Regions from separate parts of the Homo sapiens genome. Here region 1 is linked to region 2. A link is an interaction called in ENCODE POLR2A ChIA-PET data of the cell type or tissue named here. Cell type or tissue: endothelial cell of umbilical vein. All regions are shown on one strand. Each heading gives the region's core, and the rest is flanking DNA. Links, peaks and the distances in the headings are about the cores only. Region 1 overlaps LOC124900647 (nascent polypeptide-associated complex subunit alpha, muscle-specific form-like). Region 2 overlaps MAEA (macrophage erythroblast attacher, E3 ubiquitin ligase).

Evidence for each region. ChIA-PET counts read pairs that join two places held together with the same protein. Peaks named below come from ENCODE experiments on the same cell type or tissue, not always from the same donor. Only the 100,000 strongest peaks of a DNase experiment are listed, where the experiment ranks them.
Region 1: POLR2A ChIA-PET joins it to region 2 with 6 read pairs; 3 of 35 experiments call an interaction of 5 or more read pairs at or near these places.

The regions. Positions count from the first base shown.
Region 1 is chr4:1,152,226-1,162,200 of GRCh38, reverse strand. The region is part of intron 1 of LOC124900647 (nascent polypeptide-associated complex subunit alpha, muscle-specific form-like); the gene reads right to left. It overlaps LOC124900837 (hornerin-like), which reads right to left. Exons shown (of 2, transcript XM_047416541.1): 2 at 8,501-9,975. Among named protein-coding and RNA genes, the nearest start is that of SPON2, 15 kb to the left of the region's middle. In endothelial cell of umbilical vein, for the core only: no CTCF peak of the experiment used is centred there; no DNase peak of the experiment used is centred there; H3K27me3 peaks cover 239 bases.
Region 2 is chr4:1,303,533-1,314,824 of GRCh38, reverse strand. MAEA (macrophage erythroblast attacher, E3 ubiquitin ligase) reads right to left here. Exons shown (of 9, transcript NM_001017405.3): 2 at 2,664-2,846. Among named protein-coding and RNA genes, the nearest start is that of MAEA, 19 kb to the right of the region's middle. RefSeq lists enhancers at 4,115-5,012, 5,910-6,807. In endothelial cell of umbilical vein, for the core only: no CTCF peak of the experiment used is centred there; a DNase peak (open chromatin) is centred at 5,314; H3K4me3 peaks cover 189 bases.

The sequences.
Region 1 (9,975 bases), core at 112-8,111, 150 kb after region 2:
AACAAAAACCCCCAAAAAACAAACACCCAAATTCAAATAACTGGGCAAATTTTTAACCACAGAATGTTTAAAAGCACAGGGAATTGTCAGTTCCAAATACATTTATTACTAGATTCTATAATGTCATAGTATAATTTTGGTATAGGATAATGCTGACCTCATAAAATGAATCCAAGTGCTCTCTTCTCTGACTTTGTGAAAAATGGATATTAACTTTTTCATAAACGTTTTATAGAATATTTCACAGAATTCACCAGTGAGGCCATTGGGCCTAGAATTTTCTTTGTGGGAGGAGTTTTTAATTACAAATAAAATTTATTTATTCGATTCTTTATTAGATTGATTAGGCTATTAAAAATATTTTTTCTTGTGAAAGTTTTTGTAATTTGTGCTTTTGAAGAATTTGTCAATTTCATCTAAATTGTCAAATGTATTGGCACAACTCATTCACAAAATTCTTTTAGACAGGGTATCCCTCTGTCGTCAGGCTGGAGTGCAGTGACACAGTCACTGCTTACTGCAGTCTCAGCCTTCTAGGTTCAAGCCATCCTCCCACCTTAGCCTCCTGAGTAGCTGGGACTACAGGTACCCCCCCACCACACCCAGCTGATTTTTATTGTTTTGTAGCAACAAGGTCTCACTATGATGTCCAGGCTGGTCTTAAACTCCTCAAGTCATATCCATCTTCCTTAGTCTCCCGAAATGCTGGGATTACAGACATGAGCTACCACACTGGCCCATAAAATTTCTTTATTACCCTCTTATTATCTGTAGAATTTATAACGATATCCCCTTTCATTCTGATATTGGTAACTTGTGGTTTTTCTCCTTCTCCCCTGATCAGACTTACCAATTTTATTGATCTTTCAAAGAACGAGTTTTAGTTTCATTAGCTTTCTCTAGTGTTTGTTCATTTTGTTTCAATGATTTCCACACTTTACTTTTACTTTTTCTTCCATCAATCTTTAATGTTTCCTTCCTTCTTACTTTAGGTTTAATTTGCTTTTCTTTTTGTAGTTTATTAAGGTAGAAGTTTAGGTCATGGATTTTAAACTTTTCTTCTTTTCTAATACAAGCATTTTTTTTTTTTTTTTTTGAGACAGAGTCTCACTCTGTCACCCAGGTTGGAGTGCGGTGGCGTGATCTCAGCTCACTGCAACCTCCGCCTCCTGGGTTCAAGCAATTCTCCTATCTCAGCCTCCCAAGTAACTGGGACTACAGGCACATGTCATCATGCCTGGCTAATTTTTAAATTTTTAAAATAGAGATATGATCTTACTATGTTGCCCAGGCTGGTCTCAAACTCAATACAGGTATTTAAAGGCATAAATTTCCCTTTATAAATTGCTTTAGCCGCATACCACAAAAGAAATATATTTTCATTGCAATTCAATTAAAATACTTCCTATCTTCCCTGTGACATCTTCTCTGATACATGGTTTATTTAAAACTGTGTTTAATATCTAAATATTTGCAGTTTCTCATATAAGTTTTATTACTGATTTCTAATTCAATTAAGTTATGGTCAGGAACATATTGTATGATTTCAATCCTTGTAAATTTATTGATACTATTTTATAGCCCCAAGTAAGACCTATCTTGGCAAATATTCCCTGTGCATCCTGTCATGCCTGAGTGTGGTGTTTCACTAATGTTAGTTTGCTCAAGTTGGGTCACATTGGTTGATGGCATCGTTCAGGTCTTCACTAATCCTACTGACTTCCCTTTATTTGTTATATTACTAATAGAGGATTGTTGACATCTCCAACTATAATTATAGATGTATCTCTTTCTCCTTCAATTCTGGCAATTTTTGTTTCATAAAATTTGGAAGCTTTATTATTAGGTACATATATATTTAAGATAGTTCCCATTTATCATTATGAAATGCTCCTTTATCTCCAGTAATCTCCTTTTATTTAAAAATCTATCTTGCCTGATATTAATATTGGCACTCCTACTTCTTGGATTAGAGTTTGCATGGAATATCTTTTTAAAAGCCAGTTTCTTGTAGACATTACTTATTTGAGTCTTGCTTCTTTACTGGTCTGATAATCTCTGCCTTTATGTCATTTACATCGAATGGACTTAATTGATATCATCAGATTTAAATCTACCAATTTCATTTTTATTTTGTCTCATCTGTTCTTTCTTTTCTTGCATATAATTTTATTTTTGAGCCATGTAAATATTTTACATAATCAAAAATAAAAATAGTGAACTTTAAAGAGGCAAAATGACTAAACTGCAAATATTGAAAACAAACTGACACAAATGAAATATACTTTATATGAAAATAATTACTTCAATAACTTTAAATGGTGTTTTTGTGCGTATGTCCCCGGGAAAAGACGAAAGAGAATGGCAAAGAAATCTTAGATGGCATTTCGTAGTCTTTTTGATAGCAGCAAATGTTGGTGTGGCTCTTTGGAAATTCTTGTGGACACCCCCACTTTACTGCACTTTGCTTCACTGTGCTTTGCAGATACTGTGCTTTTTACAAATGGAAGGTTTGAGGCAACCTTGAATTGAGCAAGTCTGTCAGCGCCATTTTCCAACAGCATGTGCTCACTTCATGTCTCTGTGTCACTTTTTGGTAACTGCCACAATATTTCAGTGTATTTTATCATTATTATATCTGTTATAACGATCTGTGTTCAGTGATCTTTGTTGTTACTGCTGAAATTGTTTTAGGACGTCACCAACTATACCCACGTAAGATGGCAAATGTAGTAGATAAATGTTGTGTGTGGTCTGACTGCTCCAATGACTGTCCATTGCCTCATTTCTCTCTCTCTCCTCAAGTCTCCCTATTTCCTGAGATATACTAATATGAAATTAGGCCAACAAGTAACCCTGCAGTGGCCTCTAAGTGTTCAAGTGAAAGGAGGAGCCATCATCTCTCTCTTGCAATCAAAGGCTAGAAATGATTAACATAAAGCTGAGATAGGCTGAAAGCTAGGCCTCTTGTGCCAAACAGTCAGCCAAGTTGTGAATACAAAGAAAAAAGTATTGTTATTTTTTGAGACAGGGTTTTGCTCTGTCACCTAGGCTGGAGTGCAGTGGCATGATCATAGCTCGCTGTAACCTTGAACTCTTGGGCTCAAGGGATCCTCCTGCCTTAGCCTCCAAACTAGCTAGGACTACAGGCATGTGCCCAGCTAATTTTTTTTTTATGTATTTTTTTGTCGAGACAAGGTTTTGCTATGTTGCTCAGGCTGGTCTCAAACTCCTGGCCTCAAGCAATCCTCCTGCCTCAGTCTCAAAGTGTTGGGATTATAGACATGAGCCACTGTGCCCAGCCAAGAAAAGTTCTTGAAGGAAATTAAGAGTGCCACTCCAGTAAACACACAAATGATAAAGTGAAACAGCCTTATTGCTGATATGGAGAAAGTTTGAGTGGTCTAGATAGAAGATCAAACCGGACACAACCTTCCCTTAAGCTAAAGCCTAATCCAGAGCAAGGCTTTCTCTTCAGTTCTATGAAGGCTAAGAGAGGTAAGGGAGCTGCAGAAGAAAAGTTTGAAACTAGCAGAGGTTGGTTCATGAGGTTTAAGGGAAAAAAAAAACAGAACAAGGTGAAGCAGCAAGTGCTGATGTAGAAGCTGCAGCAAGTCACCCAGAAGATGTAGCTGAGATCATTGATGAAGACGGCTACACTAAACAGTGGATTTCAAATGTAGACAAAACAGTCTTCTATTGGAAGAAGATGCCATCTAGAACTTTCATAGCTAGAGAGAAGCCAGTGTCTGGCTTCAAAGCTTCAAACGACAAGCTAACTCTCTCATTAGGGGTAATGCAGCTGGTGACTTAAAGTTGACTCCAATCCTCATTGACCATTCTGAAAATCTTAGGGCCCTTAATAATTATGCTAAACCTCCTCCACTTATGCTCTATACATGGAACAACATGGCCTGGATGACAGCCATCTGTTTACAGCATGGCTAACTGAATATTTTAAGCCTACTTTTGAGACCTACTGCTCAGAAAAAAAAAAAAGATTATTTCAAAGTATTACTATGCATTGACAATATTGACAATGCAGCTGGTCACCCAAGAGCTCTGATGAAAATGTATAAGGAGATTACTGTTGTTTTCATGCCTGCTAACACAACATCCATTCTGCAGCCCATGGATCAAGGAGAAATTTCAATTATCAAGTCTTACTATTTGAGAAATACATCTTGTAAAGCTATAGCTGCCACAGATAGGGATTCCTCTCATGAATCTGGACGAGTAAATTGAAAACCTTCTGGAAAGGATTCACTATTCCAGATGCCATTCAAAACACTGATGATTCATGGGAGGACATACAAATATCAACATGAACAGGAGTTTGGGAGAAGCTGATCTTAACCCTCAAGGATGACTTTGAGGAGTTGAAGACTTCAGTGCAGGAAGTCTCTACAGATGTGGTGGAAACAGCAAGAGAAATAGAATTAGAAGTGGAGCCTGCAGATGGGACCAAATTATTGCAATCTCAGGCTGAAACCTGAACTGATGAGGAGTGCTTCTTATGGATGAGCAAAGAAAGTAGTTTACTGAGATGGAATCTAGTCCTGGTGAAGATTCTATGAACACTGAAATGAAACCAAGGGTTTAGAATATTCCATAAACTTAGTTGATAAAGCAGCAGCAGAATTGGAGAGGACTGGCTCCAATTTTGAAAGACTTTCTACTGTGGGTAAAATGCTATCAAAGTGTCACATGCTACAGAGGAATCTTTTGTGAAAGCATCAATTGATATGACAAACTTCACTGATGTCTAATTTTAAGACATTGCCACAGCCACCACAACCTTCAGCAGCCACCACCCTGATCAGTTAGCAGCCGTCTACATCAAGGCAAGACCCTCCACCAGCAAAAAGGTTACCACTCCATGAAGGCTCAGATAATCATTAGCATTTTTTAGCAATAAAGTATGTTAATTAAGGTACATGCATCTTTTTTGTAGACACAGTGCTTATTACACACTTAATAGACTACAATATAGTGTCAATATAACTTTTATATGCACTGGGAAACAAAAACATTTCTGTGACTTGGTTTACTGCAATGTTTGCTTTATTGGTGGTCTGGATCTGAACCTGCAGTGTCTCCAAGGTATGGCCTGTATAGCTATGTTGAAGGATAAAGCAAATATATTGTATTAATGCCAGTAAGTAGATTTTTGGCATAAAAGAGATACAAGTATATATTCAATGAAATGAAGTAAAACTCTTTAGTCTTACACTTCGATTGGACATGAGAATATGAGCTCCTTTTTTAATTTAAAAATAAGCCCACAGTAAAACCTTTCCTAGCTCTGTCCCCTGAGAAAGCTCAGGGCAATGACGATCTGCAGAAGCAAATGCCCCTCACGTGAATGCCTTTTATATTATATTAAAGAGTGAATGTTATTCTGTCTAAAGGACACAGGAGTGAAACTGAAGGGTCACCATTGGCCAAAGGTTGGGCAATTTAAGTATTAAGAATAATGACTCCAATATATCAGAAAAGCATTAAATACCCAGCCACTCATGAATTCATAATGATACTTTAAAGAATCCCCATTGGTTACATGGCGGCTGTTAGGGAACAAACATACTCCTTTGAAAACTGCTAATTCTAGGGAAAGAACCAAGCCCATGGCCGGCCTTTCCTGTACAAACTGCTTCAGGGCAAGCAGCTAGTTGGTGAGAAGTTCTCCTGTAGCAACCACTGAGGAAAGAGGAATCGAGAGAGAGTGGATGTCAAAACTGCCAGGCAGAGGCTGAGGGAACCTGACAAGGGGCAAGCGGGGACAGCACTGAGCCCCTGATGGGCTGTGGTCACTCAAGGCAGGACACCTGGACATCATGGCCTCCACTGTGAGGCACCAGGAGGCACTCAGCAGCAACTCTAGCTTAAAGTCTGAGCCCGAGTCTCATCAACTCTAACTGCACACGCCAGTACCTGGGAAGCTGGAGGAAGAGCCAGCCAACCCCTCGCCACTCCCAGCACAGTCTCTGGAGCATCAGTGTCAGTGCCCAGGCCCCGTCCTCACCTCCAGATCAGGGCGTGAGCTCAAAAAGAACCCCCAGAGATTTGCAGTCACAGCGAAGGTGTGCTGAGTCCAACGGCACCTGAGGACACTTTCACCACATCTGGGATGCCGGCCGCCAAGAGCAAGGGCCCCAGGGCCTCCAACAAATTAGTGGGTTAAGAAAGAGACTTGTGTGGGGAAGGCAGACCCTATAAATAAAAGAGTTTTAACAGACATAGCAACCAAGTGTCATGTGTGGATTCTGTTTAGATACTGATCAAAATAAATCAACTGTGAAAAAGACCTTTTAAGTCAATCAGGGAAATGTGACTGTGAACTGCGTGTCGGAGGACAGGAAGGGATTCTTATTAACCTTGCTGTGATGGCATGGTTGGTGACTGTTTCATTTAATAAGGTCCTCACTAGTTAGTGACGCATACTGAAGTGCCGATAGGTGAAAACGGCCTCTGACCTGACATACTTTAAAAGTGTGTGTGTGGTGTGTGTGTGTTGGTTAAGTAAAACTAGTTTGGGGTTCATCACACAATTCTCTAGTTTCATGTGCTTAAACTGTTCTAGAATAGACGGTTTTGTTTTTTTTAGCTGTGTGAGGAAGTAGAGAAGTGGAGCTAGCCTATCTGGCAACCCCTCAAGATGTCAGGCTATGAAATAACACTGGCAAACACTTACACAGAGTGTACTGTGTGCCAGGGACTGTTCTTAGCACTTTACACAGAGAGTATCATTTGGTCTTTACAGCCACCGTATAAAGTGGGCTCTTTATTCTCTCAGATGAGGAAACTGAGGCAGAGAACAACTAAGGAACTTGCCTAGGATCGCACAGGAGGTAAGGGGCAGAGGAGGGACACCCAGACAGTGTGGCCCCAGAGTCTAGGCTTGTCAACATTGTGCTTCAGAACATCTCTAAAGGAAAACATTGGCTGTTTGGGAGACTGAGGCAGAGGGAACAGACCAGTGGGAAGGGAGAGAGGTCTCTGAGGAGGAAGGAAAAGGTGGGCTCTGAAACTGGAGCTGGGTTTAGGTAGGAGGAAGGGCAGGTCGTGGATGAAGACAGCTGCAGGTGCGTGCCTGGTCACCCTTGCCACACGCTTGGAATCCAGCCAGAGCTCCACCTGGCACCAGAAAAGCAACAGCTACACCCTTCACCAAATGCCCACTATGCACCAGACCAGGGCTGAGAAGCCCACACCGCCTGTGTCATCTAATCCCTGCGACAATGCACTGCCCCTGCCTTATGGGTGACGGCCCGGAGGTCCGTCGATCTGTCCACACTCACGTCACTGAGAAGCAGTGTAGTCAGACAGCCCAGGCCCTCGGCTGCCAGCACTTGCTCCAAACCACACGATGCATTCTTTCCATCTTCCCACTTCTTTCCAGAGTGCTCAAAAGGGCTCGCTGAAGCATTCTCATGATGGTGCACTCACATACAAAAAACAAGCGTGTGCAAAAATGTGAGCACGTGAGCTTTGCAGCCGAGCTAGCTGTTCTCTGCCACTGTCAAATGCCCGGTCCCCGTGATGCAGTCCTGCAGTGATTAGTCACATAAGACGTTGCACTGGGGGCGTTGACGAATGGGTCACAGGACCTCTGCACTATTTTTGTAACTTTTTGTTAGTCTACAGACATTTTTAAATAAAAGGTTTAAAGAGAAAACACCGGATGTCGCAGCTGAAAAGACCTAATGGATCACTAAGTGATTTTCACTCCTTTTTTAAATGAGGAAACAGACTTAGTCTCTTCAGGGCACGCGCTCTTCCTAGTCCAGGTGGTTCCACTTTAGCCAGGTTCCCTTCCTCCCACCCACAGGTCCACACCCACCTCCCCCGCACCCAGACTCCTCCCAACCCAGCCTTCCCCCGGCACCCGGCCTCCCCCAACACACCCAAACTCCCTCCCACACACCCAGCTCTCCCCCACCCACCCAGACTCCCTTCACACACCCAGACTCCTCTCACACACCCAGCCTCCCCCAACATACCCAGACTCCCCCCAGACACCCAAACTCACCCCTTACACCCAGCCACACCCCCCCACACCTAGCCTCCCCACCGCACCCAGCCTCCCCTCGACATGCCTAGCCTCACCCCCACACCCAGCCTCCCTCCCCTCCTGCCTACACCTGCCTCCCCATCTCTCATTTCTCATACTCCATGACACCATCTTCATTAGAAGCTTCTTCACTCCATCAGAATGCTTCAACATCTTTTCAGTGGCGGATCAGAAAGAACTCTGCATCATCAGCTTGGAAAGGCCCCAAATTCTTACGCCTTTTTATCTTGTTCGTCGGATTTGCTGCAAGTATCTGCCCAGTGTCAGCGCCACGTGTCACTTCTCACAAAAATCAATTTTACAAAATTAGCCAGTGAAATACAAACACCCACTAACCAGTGGCACTTGCAACGGATCCATTTCAAAGAAAGTATTATCAGAAGTGGCTCAAGCAACAGAAATGCAAATGTTAACATTTCTTTTATGTTTTGGTTTTCCATTTTCAACTGCCTTTTATTTCCACGCAGGGGAACGTGAGGAGAAATGCCTAATAGAAGACATTCCAAGCGACACACTGGTAACAGGTAAGTAAAATGTGCTCGGTTAAATGTTGAACTCCAGAAGTGGTTTTACAGAATTCTGCCATCCTCTACGTCCATATTACTTGGCAGTGAACATAATGCTGCATGGTTTTCTCTTGATCATTTATCAAGTTATTCAAACCTAACAGCCTTAAGAGTGAATGGTAAAATTCATAAAACAGGAAATCTGGACAGTGTTCCCTGGAATCCAAGCTTGATTTGTTTTCCAGTTGTCAATGTTCCTCAGTAAAAGCATCTTGGATGCCATTTCTCACTCTAATAGTGGTTGAACATTCAAAACGTACGTGAGGTCTTTAGACTGTGCAGCAAGACAGGAGCACAAGTCGCACGTCCTCTGTGCCCTGACCTCCTGGTGTCCACAGAGCCATGGGGAGAAGGCATCGTGGTGGGTGTGCAAGTGCAGATCGGAGACTGTTTTCCAAGCAAACGGCTAGTAAAAGCTGCTAACACCATGGTGAGTTCCACACGTTTCCCACACTGCCACCAAGCACAGCCCCACACAGCTGAGCTTCACCTGCCTTCTGAGAAAGAAACAAGTACCTGTGGTGTCAGAACGGTGTAGAAAATCCAGAATATGCTTAACATTTAGGCCACAATCAACATCAAATTCCCGGGTTTTAATGCAAAAAAAAAAAAAAAAAAAAAAGGAGGGGGAGTAGGAAGAAGAGAATCTAGTGATATTCCTCACAAGTGCTGATTACGTATTTTATATCCCATTCAATCTTACAATGAATACTGTTGAATCCTCTTTTCAATTTATCTTGGTCATTACCTTTGAGTGTGCTATTGCAAAAAGTAATGACCCATCCTGCGAAAGATTAAGTAAATGCATCAAGCATGGAGGCAGAGAAAGAAACAGAGCAATGTGAGATCAAGTTTTGGGATGAGTAGCATGGAAAAAATAGCCAGGAAGAGAGCTGGGTGGTCTTAGAGCCCTCGCTGCTGCTCCGACACTGTGGATGAAGCCATATTTGGGACTCTGGAGTCTGTACAAGCCTGCCTGGATCCAAATCCCAGTCTGTCACCTGAGAGCTGTGTGCCACTGGGCAAGTGACTTACCCTCTGTTTAATTTGTGAAATGCAATGATGATTAAAAAAACAAACATCTATTTCTGTTGGTTGTGCTGATGATTAGGTTACTCTTTGTAAGGCTTTTACAACCTAACCCAGCTCACAGAAAGTACTGTGTTTGCTCAACACGTTCTCTGAGCCCAACGATCTCATCCCACGGGAAGCTTGGCCCCTGAGGTAAATAGCCCTGGGTAGCCGGCTGTTTTCCTGGTAACATATGAATTTTCCAGCCTGCAGTTGAAGGGGCAGAAGAAGAGGAAGGGGGACAGTGCTGGCCTGTCCACTTGC
Region 2 (11,292 bases), core at 1,812-9,811:
GCACATTCTACCAATTTTGGCTTCCAACTGCTGTGCAGAAATCAGCTGTCCGGCTGTCTGTTGCCCCTTTGGAAGTCATCTTTTGCCCTCAGGAGCTTTTCAAATATTTCTTTGTCTCTGTTTTCTTCAGTTCCACCACGGGAAAATCCCATGTCGGTTTATTTTCACTTACTCTGTGTCGGATTCTGACCTGGTGGTACTCATCAGTTCTGAAACCTTGGTCACTCTCCCCGCACCATCTCTGTCCCCACCCACTGGTGGGCTCTGGTGAAACATGCCACAGGTTTCTGCTCTATTCCATGCTTTACTCTCGCAGCCACTTTGATTTTTCAGTCTCTGTGCTCCATTCTCGATCACCCTCCAGTTCACTAATTCTGTCTTTAGCTTTGTCTGTTAACTGTTAAACTGTTATAGGCAAATGTTGAGTTTTTCATTTTTGGTTATTATATTTCCCATTTCTTGAAATTTTAGTCCCTTTTAAATTCTGAATTTTTTTTTTTTTTTGGAGACAGAGTCTCTGTGCAGGCTGAAGTGCAGTGGTGCGATCTCAGCTCACTGCAACCTCCAGCTCCTGGGTTCAAGTGATTCTCCTGCCTCAGCCTCCCGAGTAGCTGGGACCACAGGCGTACACCATGCCCGGCTAATTTTTTTGTATTTTTAATAGAGACGGGGTTTCGCCATGTTGGCCAGGCTGGTCTTGAATTCCTGACCTCAGGTGATCCGCCTGCCTTGGCCTCCCAAAGTGCTGGGATTGCAGGCGTGAGCCACTGTGCCTGCCCAATCACTTTTTTAAGACAGTGTCTCACTCTGTTGCCCAGTCTGGAGTACAGTGACACAATCTCTGCTCACTACAACCTCGACCTCCTGGGCTCAAGCGATTCTCCTGCCTCAGCCTCCCAATTAGCTGAGACTACAGGTGTGTGTCACCACGCCTGGCTATTTTTTGTAGAGATGGGGTTTTGCCATGTTGCCCAGGCTGATCTCAAACTCCTGGGCTCAAGCAATCTACCTGCCTCGCCCTTCCAAAGTGAGCCACAGTGTCCAGCCTTAAATCACTTTTTATACTGTCTGTTCCCTGCAGAGACTTTCAAACTTTTTTTTGAGATAGGGTCTCGCTGTCGCCCAGCTAGAGTGCAGTGGCATGATCGTGGCTCACTGCAGCCTTGACCTCCTGGGCTCAAGCAATCCTTCTGCCTCAGCCTCCTGAGTATCTGCTGGGGCTACAGGAGGGCACCAGTACGCTTGGCTATTTTTAATGTTTTGTGGAGATGGGGTCTCCCTGTGCTGCCCAGGCTGGTCTCAAACTCCTGCGCTCAAGTGATTCTGCTGCCTCAGCTTTCCACAGTGCTTTCCAGGTGTGAGCCACCGCGCCCAGCCTGCTTCTGTTCTTTAAGCACAGTAAGGTGTGGCACCTGGCAGCCCCTGCACCTGCAGTCCGTGCAGCCCTCTGTCTACTGCCTGCTGGGTCTCCAGTCCATCGTGGTGTCTTGAGACAGGGTCTCACTGTTGCCCAGGCTGTCTCTGTGCTGGACGTTGTACTTGAAAACTGAGAATCTAAGAATCATCTTATGCCCATATTGAAGGTATCCTCCCCAAGAAAGAATCTGAATTGACTCTGCCCGGAGCTGGAAGGCACCACCAGCCGGGACCACCTCACCGGAGTGAAGGCTGAGGGTCTCCAATCATCCCAGTCCTCTGAACGTAGGCTGCAATGCTGTGTCAACGCCAGTCCACTTCTGGTACACCCCACGCTGAGCTGTAGTACCGTGGGGTCCCACCTTCTCTCCACTGGGCCCCACTTTCCAAGGCTTGGGTCATCGGTCCTCACCTCCATCTGGCCTGGCCAACACTCCAGGGGACAACAGCAGTCTCTTGCTGCTCACCTCTGACCCCTGCCCTCCGGTTCTGGCCTGGCGATTCCTTTCGGTTTCATGGTTTATTGGGTATTTTCAGTGCGACGTTTCAAGATATCTCATCCCACTTTCTGGGTGTCTTCAGTGGGCCAGATTAGTCCCAAGGCCCCTGTCCACCAATCCCAGTGACAAGGAACTCCACATGCTCCTTGGAGGTGAAATTCCATCTAAAAATAATCGATCAGGCCGCGTGCAGTGGCTTACACCTGTAATTTCAGCTTTGGGAGGCCAAGGCAGGTGAATCACCTGAGGTCAGGAGTTCGAGACCAGCCTGGCTAACATGGTGAAACCCTGTCTCTACTAACAATACAAAAATTAGACGGGCGTGGTGGTGGGCGCCTGTAGTCCCAGCTACTCGTGAGGCTGAGGCAGGAGAATCGCCTGAACCCCGGAGGTGGAGGCTGCAGTGAGCTGAGATCGCACCACTGAACTCCAGCCTGAATGACACAGTGGGACTCTGTCTCAAAAAAAAAAAAAAAAAAAAAAAATCAATCAACCTGCTATACATCCTGGTCTCCCTGTGGCCTGGACTCTGGACACTCCTGGAGCAAGACAACACGGTCCCTACAGGAACAGGAAGCTGGCCTGCTCAGCCGACAGTGGCCCCAGAAGGCAGACAGCAGGGAAGGGGGCCCCCAACCGCACCTCCCGCGTTCCCATCATTGCAGCTTGCCTGTCTTAGGACTCATTTTCGAGACAAAAGGGGTGTCCATGCCCCAGACTGAAGAGGGACCGCCAGGCGGGACCAACCTTCCTCTTGAGGACGCTGAGCTTCTCCACCACGCCGTCCAGCAGGCTGACCACGGAGTCCACGGCGGGGCAGCCGCTCAACGTCTTCTCCAGCTCGGCCACCACCATGGTGACGTGGCTGGTCTCCCGGTCAATGTTCTTCTGAGCGGCGCGAAAGCGTTTGTTCAGCGTCTCGTAGGGCACCTGGAGAGGAAGGAGGATGGTGAGGGATCTGCTCCCCTGGTGTGAGCCCCACCAGCCCCACACCCAGGACACACCAGGTCTCCTCATGGCACTTGTAGAGGCAGAAGTCTCAGAAGGTTCATGGTCTCAAAAGTATCTACTCTAAACCTCAACCAAGACCCACAAAAGCCCTGCTGAACGGAGAGCCACTCCACATCCCTGGATGAGAAGCAACCCCAATTTTTGCCAAAAACATTGTACGTGTATGTTGACAAAATAATCCCAAAGTTCATCCAGAATAACGAACAGTTAAAGAAATTTCCAAACAGGAGAGGAGTGACCGGGGTGTGAGGCTATCAGACGGTAAAACACAGGCCTGGCCGGTGATCAGCCAGGCTGCTGCGGCTGCAGGCGCCACCACACGAGGCCAGGCCGGGCAGGGACAAGGGTGCATGGGGCGTGGGCTCCACACGGGCTGGGGTTGGGCACAGCAAGCCTCACACACGCACGGGAAGCCACAAGTGCACGACCCACACCTCTCCTGTGTGACAGCGTTTGCCTTCCCCAGTCGTAAGAACCATCCATTCCCTGTGGAAATAAGCCAATCAAGGAGAATCTTAAAGTCGTTGTTAGTTTTCTGTCCCTCTGAGAGAAGCGCTGCTGAGTTCTTCTCCGCCCGTTTCCTGTGCTCTACGGTTTGAAAGCGGCACGACAGAATCACGCCCCAGCGCTCCCCGGCCTCCGTGGCCGGGCTCCCGCAGGAAACACCACCTGCGGTCCTGGCTGCACTGGTGGCCGGCAGCTCACCACACAGCGCATCAGCAACACGGCCGTGCTGCCGCCCAAGAGCAGTGGGCCCAACTCTGCCGTCGCAGCTGTGCCAGAACAAGCGCTCCACCTCGCCTCCTCTCCAGCCGTGCCCAACCATGGGAGGACAGACTCTCGGGTACCGCCTGCTCCCCCGGCCCTGGGCACGCCTCGACCTCGTGTCAGCCACTGTGCTTAGCCGTGAGGCCACGTGAGGAAGGCAGGGCTGCAGTGAGGGAGACCTGGACGCAGCTCAGCGCTTGGGCTTCCCAGAAGTAGGGACAGCCAGGGCAACAGAGACAGGACTGGCCTCAGCCGAGGAAGGAGCCACACAGCAGGGCTCTTCCCTAGACTCACTTTCCCCCCGAAAGCAGGGGCAGGAGGCGGGTGGCAAGGCCGGCCCTGAGCCCGTTCCCCCGGCTGCCACTCCCCACTCGGCCTGGCCCCAGCTGCCCTCCACTCAGACATCCCCCAGCGCCGACGTGGACCCACCGCGGGTGACAGGGTGCACACGCTCTCGTCCACACCAGACAGCCACACAGGAGGCTTTGCAAATGGCAGCCAGCATCACCGTCTGCTACCGAGCAGGACTCACCCTTGCTGGTGAGCAAATGAGTCAGGATGTTGAGAAGGAGGGCAGGGAAGCTATCAAGACACAACACGCTTAACCAACTCACAAAGCAGTGACAACAGGAGACGGACTCGAAGCCAGGCACCGTGTGTGGCATCTGGAACCAAGCTTGCTGGTGCCACGCAGCCTGGGGTCCCATCATCCACACTGCCTGCCTTCAAGATTTCTCCCAAGGATTCGGCACTGCTTAGGAAAGACGGGAAAGATTCTTTTCGTCTGCTCTACATCTAGTGGATGGGAAGTCACAGCAGACAGCACTTCAGCTCTCCATAAATACCTGACCAGTGCAAGCGAGCTCAACGAGACCCACTGGGGAAGGCCCCCCCGAGGCCCTGACACCACAGCCCGACACCGGCCTGCAGGACTCTCCCACTGGAGACCCTATCTGAGTGTGTCCTGCCACGAGGTGGAATTTCTAAAGGACGCAAGGCATATACTCAGTCTTTGCTCTGCCTGTGCAGGCGCCTCACAAGAGCAGGACAGAAAGTCTTCGCCATTAGACCATTAGACAAAGCGGCACAACCACCCTCGCTCGCGCGGAGGAACCCACACAGCATCCGCACACCAGCACATTCCAGACCGCCACCAGAAAAGGAAAGGCCTCTCTGGACGTCCCTTAGCTGCATTCAAGTTCTACGCGGGAACGGGGCCTTTCTGGACTTTCCAACCCCTGCCGGGCCGTCCGCCTCACCGCGGTGCTGACGCTGCTCAGGCACAGGGCAGAGCTCCGGGCAGCTGGTGTGCTGCAGACAGGAACCCTTTGCTCCCAGTGCAAGGGAAAAGGCCCTGCCCAGAACGCGCCACGGTTACGCAGAACGCAGGCATGAAGGAGGCCGGGGAGGGGCTCACCGGGGCCACGGTGTCTTCACAACTGGAAGACCCCACCTCCCTGCCAGTGGCTCTCAGGGTCCACATCCAGCCGCTTACTCCTCAGGCCTCCCACGCCTCTGCGCACGCTCCTCCCACCTCCCTGCCTCTGCTCCTCCTCCAGCGCTGGCCCGGGGCTATCCAATCTGAGTTCAGGGGATGAGCGCAGCACCCCCTCTCCCTCCAGCAGGGCAGCTGCTGACCCAGACAGCAGCTCCTCCCCACATCCACGCCCCCCAGAGGAGCCAGGCCAGCCCCGGAAAGCACCGCCTCCTCTTCCGGGGGACTCAGCACGTGACTCCGGGCCCTAAAAGCTCCCCTCCACTGGCCTGGGCTGGCTGGTTAGCAAGAGCCCCTTCACAGGCTCCTTAAAGGGCATTTGGTGACCGAGTGAGTGGAATTTCAGAAATGCTAAAGACTCTAACTCGAGCCAAATTATCACTCAAGAATGAGGACAAACTGAAGTTACTTTCAGATACGCAAGGGCTGAAAGCTGAGCACACACAAACCTTCCTGGCAGAAAAACTACTCAGAAATATTGCTTAGTGATCAAACACAATAAATCCGTGGACAAAGACAATGTAAGACACAAGAAACAGCAATGCAGAGAGGGGCCAGCAGATTCTAAGACACAAGAAACAGCACTGCAGAGATGAGCCCGCAGAAGATACAGCTCGCCCAAATGAGGACAGGCAACCTCACAGACCGTATCATAGGAAGAACAGTGAAAAGGGGCAAAGCATTAAAAATAGATTCCTAATAGCACAGGCAACAGAAAGAGACAAATGGGACTACATCAAACTTAAAAACTGCAGAGCAGGAAAAACCAACAGAGTAAAAAATGGGAAAAAATAGCTGCAACCCAGGGATCTGCATATGGAGCTACTATCCAGAATGCACTTTTAAAAACGCCTACAACTCCACAACCAAAGGAAATATCCAATTTTAAAATGGGTGAAGGACTTAGACACTTGTACAGAGAAGATAAACCAATGGCCAAGCGGCACATGACAAGATGCTCCACACGACCAACCACTGCTCAGGAGACACAAGTGCAGACGTGAGGCATCACCTCGTGCCCGTTAGGACGGCGATCACTCAACACCGAAAGCTATGCCACGGCAGGAAGCGGAGCAGCGGGACACGCGTGCAGTGCCAGGGAACGTGCCCGGCGCAGCGTGTAGAGCAGCGAGGCAATTCCTCAGAACGTTAGGCACAAGGCTCCTGAGTCCCCAGTAGGCCACGAGAACTGAAGGCAGGGTCCCAGGAGGTATCTGCACACCTGTGTTCATGGCAGCCACGAGGCAGAAGCCACCCACATGTCCATCACCAGGGGAATGAAGAAAGAAAACGTGGCAGTCACACACCACATAACGACATTTTGGTCAACAACAGACCGTGCAGGTGATAGTGGTCCCATTAAGATTAGGATACTGCATTCTCACTGCACCTTTTCTATGTTTCGATGTGTTCCATGCAAAACACCACCGTGGAACAGCTGCCTGCAGTATTCAGTGCAGTGACATGCTGTACAGGTTTGCAGCCCAGGAGCCACAGGCTGTACCACGGTGCGGGCGTGCAGCAGCCACACCATCTGGCTCCTGTTAGTTCATTCCACGATGTTCACACCGCAAAGTCGCCTAACGATGCATTTCTGAGAGTTTTTCCATGTAAGTGACACATGACCGTATCTGCACAGGTAATGGTTCATTTCAGGCATCAACTTGATGGGATTTGGGATACCTAGAGAACCTGTGAAGCATTACTTCTGGGTGTGCCTGTGCGGGTGTTTCCAGAGGAGACTGGTGGGTGAGTGGGAAGATGTCCTCCAGGTAGGTGGTGCCATCCAGTCCGCTGGGGCCCAGACAGAACAAGAAAGTCAGAGGATAAGCAATTTCCTGTCCCTCCTGGAGCTGGGATCCTGCCCTTTGGCATCAGAACTCCAGGGTCTCTGGCCTTTGGATGTTGGGACTTACACCAGCATCCCCCCAGGGTTCTCAGGCCTTTGGCTTTGGACTGAGCCACGCACCAGCTTCCCAGGGTCTCTGGGGTGCAGGTCTGCTGCGGGACTCAGCCTCTGTAATCACACAAGCCAGTTCCCCAATAAATCCCCTCATCTACCTCTATATATTATGAGTTCCGTCCCCCTGGGGACAAGTAACACAATACACAGTGGAACAGTATTCAGCCTTTTAAAAGAAGGCAATCCTCTCACTCACTGTAACATGGGTGAACCTTGAAGACATTATGCTAAGTGAAATAAGTCAACCATGAAAAGACAAATCTGCTAACTCTGCTTGTATGAGGTATCTCACACAGTCCAACTCTTAGACACATAAAGCAGAATGGTGGATCCCAGGGGCTGGGGTGGGGAGGAGGCAGTTTTGTTCAATGGCTATGGAGTTTCCGGTTTGCAAGATGAGAGGGTCATGGTGATATAGATGGTATGACTGTACTGTGTGCTTACGGAACGGTGTCTACGCTATAAATGGATAAAGTGGTTGCTGTATAAAATGGTTGATGGCAAATTGTATACATATATAACAGTATCTTTTTAAATTAAAAAATGTTAACAAAAATTCTAATGAATTTTGATAAATGGCACCTGACTGCCAGACTTCTCATAAAGCTAGAGTGCTGAAGCCAGTACAGCACTGGTCTAGGAATGGATGCAGGGGTCAATACAGGGTGGGGAACCCAGAAAAAGACCCACAGGCAGGGTCCATTTACATACAGCCAAGGGGCCAAGGCAACTGAGGCGAAGGACAGTCTCTGCAACAGCCAGGACAGGGAAGGGATGGCCCTCAACCCAAACCTCACATCCCATGAAAAGTGCCTCCGAATGGATCACGGACCTAAACACAAAAGCTCAAACTGTGAAACTCCTTAGAAGGAAACAAGGGAGAAAATCTTTGCATCCTTGAGACAGGCAACAATTTCTTAGAAGGATACAAAATGTACCAACTGTAAAAGAAAAATCCATCCTCTGAACCTTATCAAAATTAAAACTTCTGCTCTTCAGAAAACAATGTAAGAAAGTTAAGAACACGAGCCATGGACTGGGAGAAGGCCTTCACAGCACAGCTGACAAAGGGCTTCCATCTGGAATACAGCCAACTCCTGCAGCCTCAGTATTACGACAAGCAAGCCCCCCAACCCACTTTTCTTTTCTTTTTTCTTGAGACACAGTCTCACTCCATCACCCAGGCTGGAGTGCAATAGCGTGATCTCGGCTCACTGCAACCTCCGCCTCCCGGGATCAAGTGATTGTCCTGCCTCAGCCTCCTGAGTAGCTAGGACTACAGGTGCCTGCCACCTCGCCCGGTTAGCAATCCCATTTTTTTAATGGGGAAAAGGTTTGAACAGGAACATCACAGAGAAGTTCTATGAAGGGCAGGTAATCTCCAGGAAGACGTGCAACATCATGAGTCATCAGGGAAATGCAAATTAGACCACAGCGGAAAGCGCGATGGTGAATTTTATGGGTCCATTTGACGCTGCCAGGTTCCCCAACAAACATTTGGCCAAGTATTATTCTGGGTGTGACTGTGAGAGCATTCTGGGATGGGATTAATATCTGAATGGGTAAACTGAGGAAAGCCCACAGCCTTCCCCGTTGGGGAGGGGCCCTGCCCAATCTGCTGAGGACCTGAAGGGAAAGGCAAGGCTGGGTAAGAAGGAATTCCTCCTGTGGGCGGGGCATGGTCTTTTCTGGCCTTTGCACTTGGACTAAAACCCTGGCTCTTCTTGGATCTCCCGCCCGCCCGACAGCTTCCGGGTTAAAACTGCTACTGTCAGCCCTCTTGGTTCTCAGGCCTTGAGACTGAGACTGGAACTACATTTCAGCTCTCCTGGGTCTCCGGCTCGGGACTTAGCTTTGATAACTGCACCAGCCAATTCTTTGTGACACAGCTCCTTACACGCACGCGTGCGCACGTGCACGCACGCACACTCCCACACACGCGTGCGCACACACACATGTGGGTGCCACTGGCTCTGTTTCTCTGGAGAACCCCGGCACCCAGAAGAACAGTTCCAAGTCAAGAGGCCGCCACCACATGCTGGTGGAGCCGGGATACCTGGACTCTTGCTGGCAGCAGTTCTGATGATCCTTCTGGAAAAAGCGCTTAGTTCTTTAAAAGGTAAAGACACCTACCAGATGACTCAGCCATTCCACTCCCAAGAAAAATGGACATACAATATCCACATACAGGTGCAGGAATGCTTGTTCACCACAGTTCCAATTGTCCATTGACCAGGATGGGTAAACAAACCACGGTGTGTCCACACCGAAGAGTCCTCCAGCAATCAGACGGAGGGCCGCGCCGCCTGGAAGCAGCGGGGCACAGCAGCACAAGCAGGCTCCACTCACAAGGCACCCTCACCAGGGCCGGGCTCACCTAGTGCAGCGGCTTTCCACAGGGACCACTTGCTCCCCAGGGGACACCTGGCAATGTGTGGAGACCTTTTTGATTTGCCACAAGTGGAGCATGGCTGTGAACTGGGCAAACCGCAAGAGGAAATTAACTGGAACAAAGAAAACCTTAACGATCCACCAAAAAAAAAATGAAAAAATGAAGACAAAAGCATGGGAAATAGAAAGCAAAATAAGATGGTGAAGAGAAGTCCACGGTATTAATAATCATCATAAATCTGGATGGCTATGGAAAGACAGAAACATCAGTACAACTTTTTTGTTTTTAAAACATCTCTGAGAAACCGAAGCAGATAAAAAAAGGATAAAGCCACAAAGCAGTACCATTCAGTAGAGTATAGCGTGAGACACATTTGTATAGTTTCAAATTCAATAGAGTATAGCGTGAGACACATTTGTAGAGTTTCAAATTTTCTAGTAGCCATAGTACAAAGAAACACATGAAATGTGTTTTAATATATTTTATTTAACCCAATTTATCCCGAATATGTTCATTTAAACACTTAACATAAATTACCAGGGGCCGGGCGTGGTGGTTCATGCCTGTAATCCCAGCACTTTGGGAGGCCGAGGTGGGTGGATCATGAGGTCAGGAGATGGAGACCATCCTGGCCAACACGATGCCCCCGTCTGTACTAAAAATACAAAAAAATTAGCCAGGCGTGGTGGCGGGTGCCTGTAGTCCCAACTACTCGGGAGGCTGAGGCAGGAGAATGGTGTAAACCCAAGAGGCGGAGCTTGCAGTGAGCAGAGACCACGCCACTGCACTCCAGCCTGGGCGACAGTGCGAGACTCCGTCTCAAATAAATAAATAAGTAATTTTCAGGGCCAAGCATGGTGACTCCTATCTGGAATCCCCGTGCTTTGGGAGGCTAAGGTGGGAGGACTGCTTGAGGCCAGGAGTTGGAGACCAGCCTGGGCAACATAGAGACACCCCCGTCTCTACAAAAAAAAATACAAAATAAACAAACAATAAATAATCATTAGATATTTTACATTCTTTACCCTCTTTGTACTAAACCTTTGAAAGCTAGGGCATACTTTACATTGACAGCACACGACGATTTGGACCAGCAACATCTCAAGTGCTCAACAGCCACATGCGGCTCACAGAAAACACACTGGTGAGGTGAAGGAAACTGGAGCCACACGACTGACAGGGGGAGGAGGGTGCGTGGGGTTTGACGGGAGCTACAGAACCTGGGCCTCACCCTTCAACCCAGGTATTCTACTTCTATGGACCTGGACTAAAAACTCCCGACTCCTGTGTGCAGAGCTACACACCACGGACGCCCCCTGCCCTGCCCGACCCCCACCCTGCCCTGCCGGACCCCCCTGCCCTGCCCGACCCCCACCCTGCCCTGCCGGACCCCCCTGCCCTGCCGGCACTGTGCAAGCATGCTCTTCAGTTGTCTATTAAGCTGAATCATACAAAAAATCCCAATGTCATTTTTAATTTTACCAATTTTTACTGATACAATTCACAGGCCGTAAAATTCACCCCTTTAATATGTACAATTTAGTAGTTTTTAGAATAAGCACAAGGTTGTACAAACCACTCTACTTCTAGATTTTCATCACTCCAAAAAAGGAACCCGCTGTAGTCCCCTCAGACCCAGGCAATCAACCACCAACCAATTCCATATAAATGGAATCACACGTGATGTGGACTTTTGTATCTGGCTTTTCTCACTTAGCATGTTTACCAGGTTCACCTGTGATGTGGC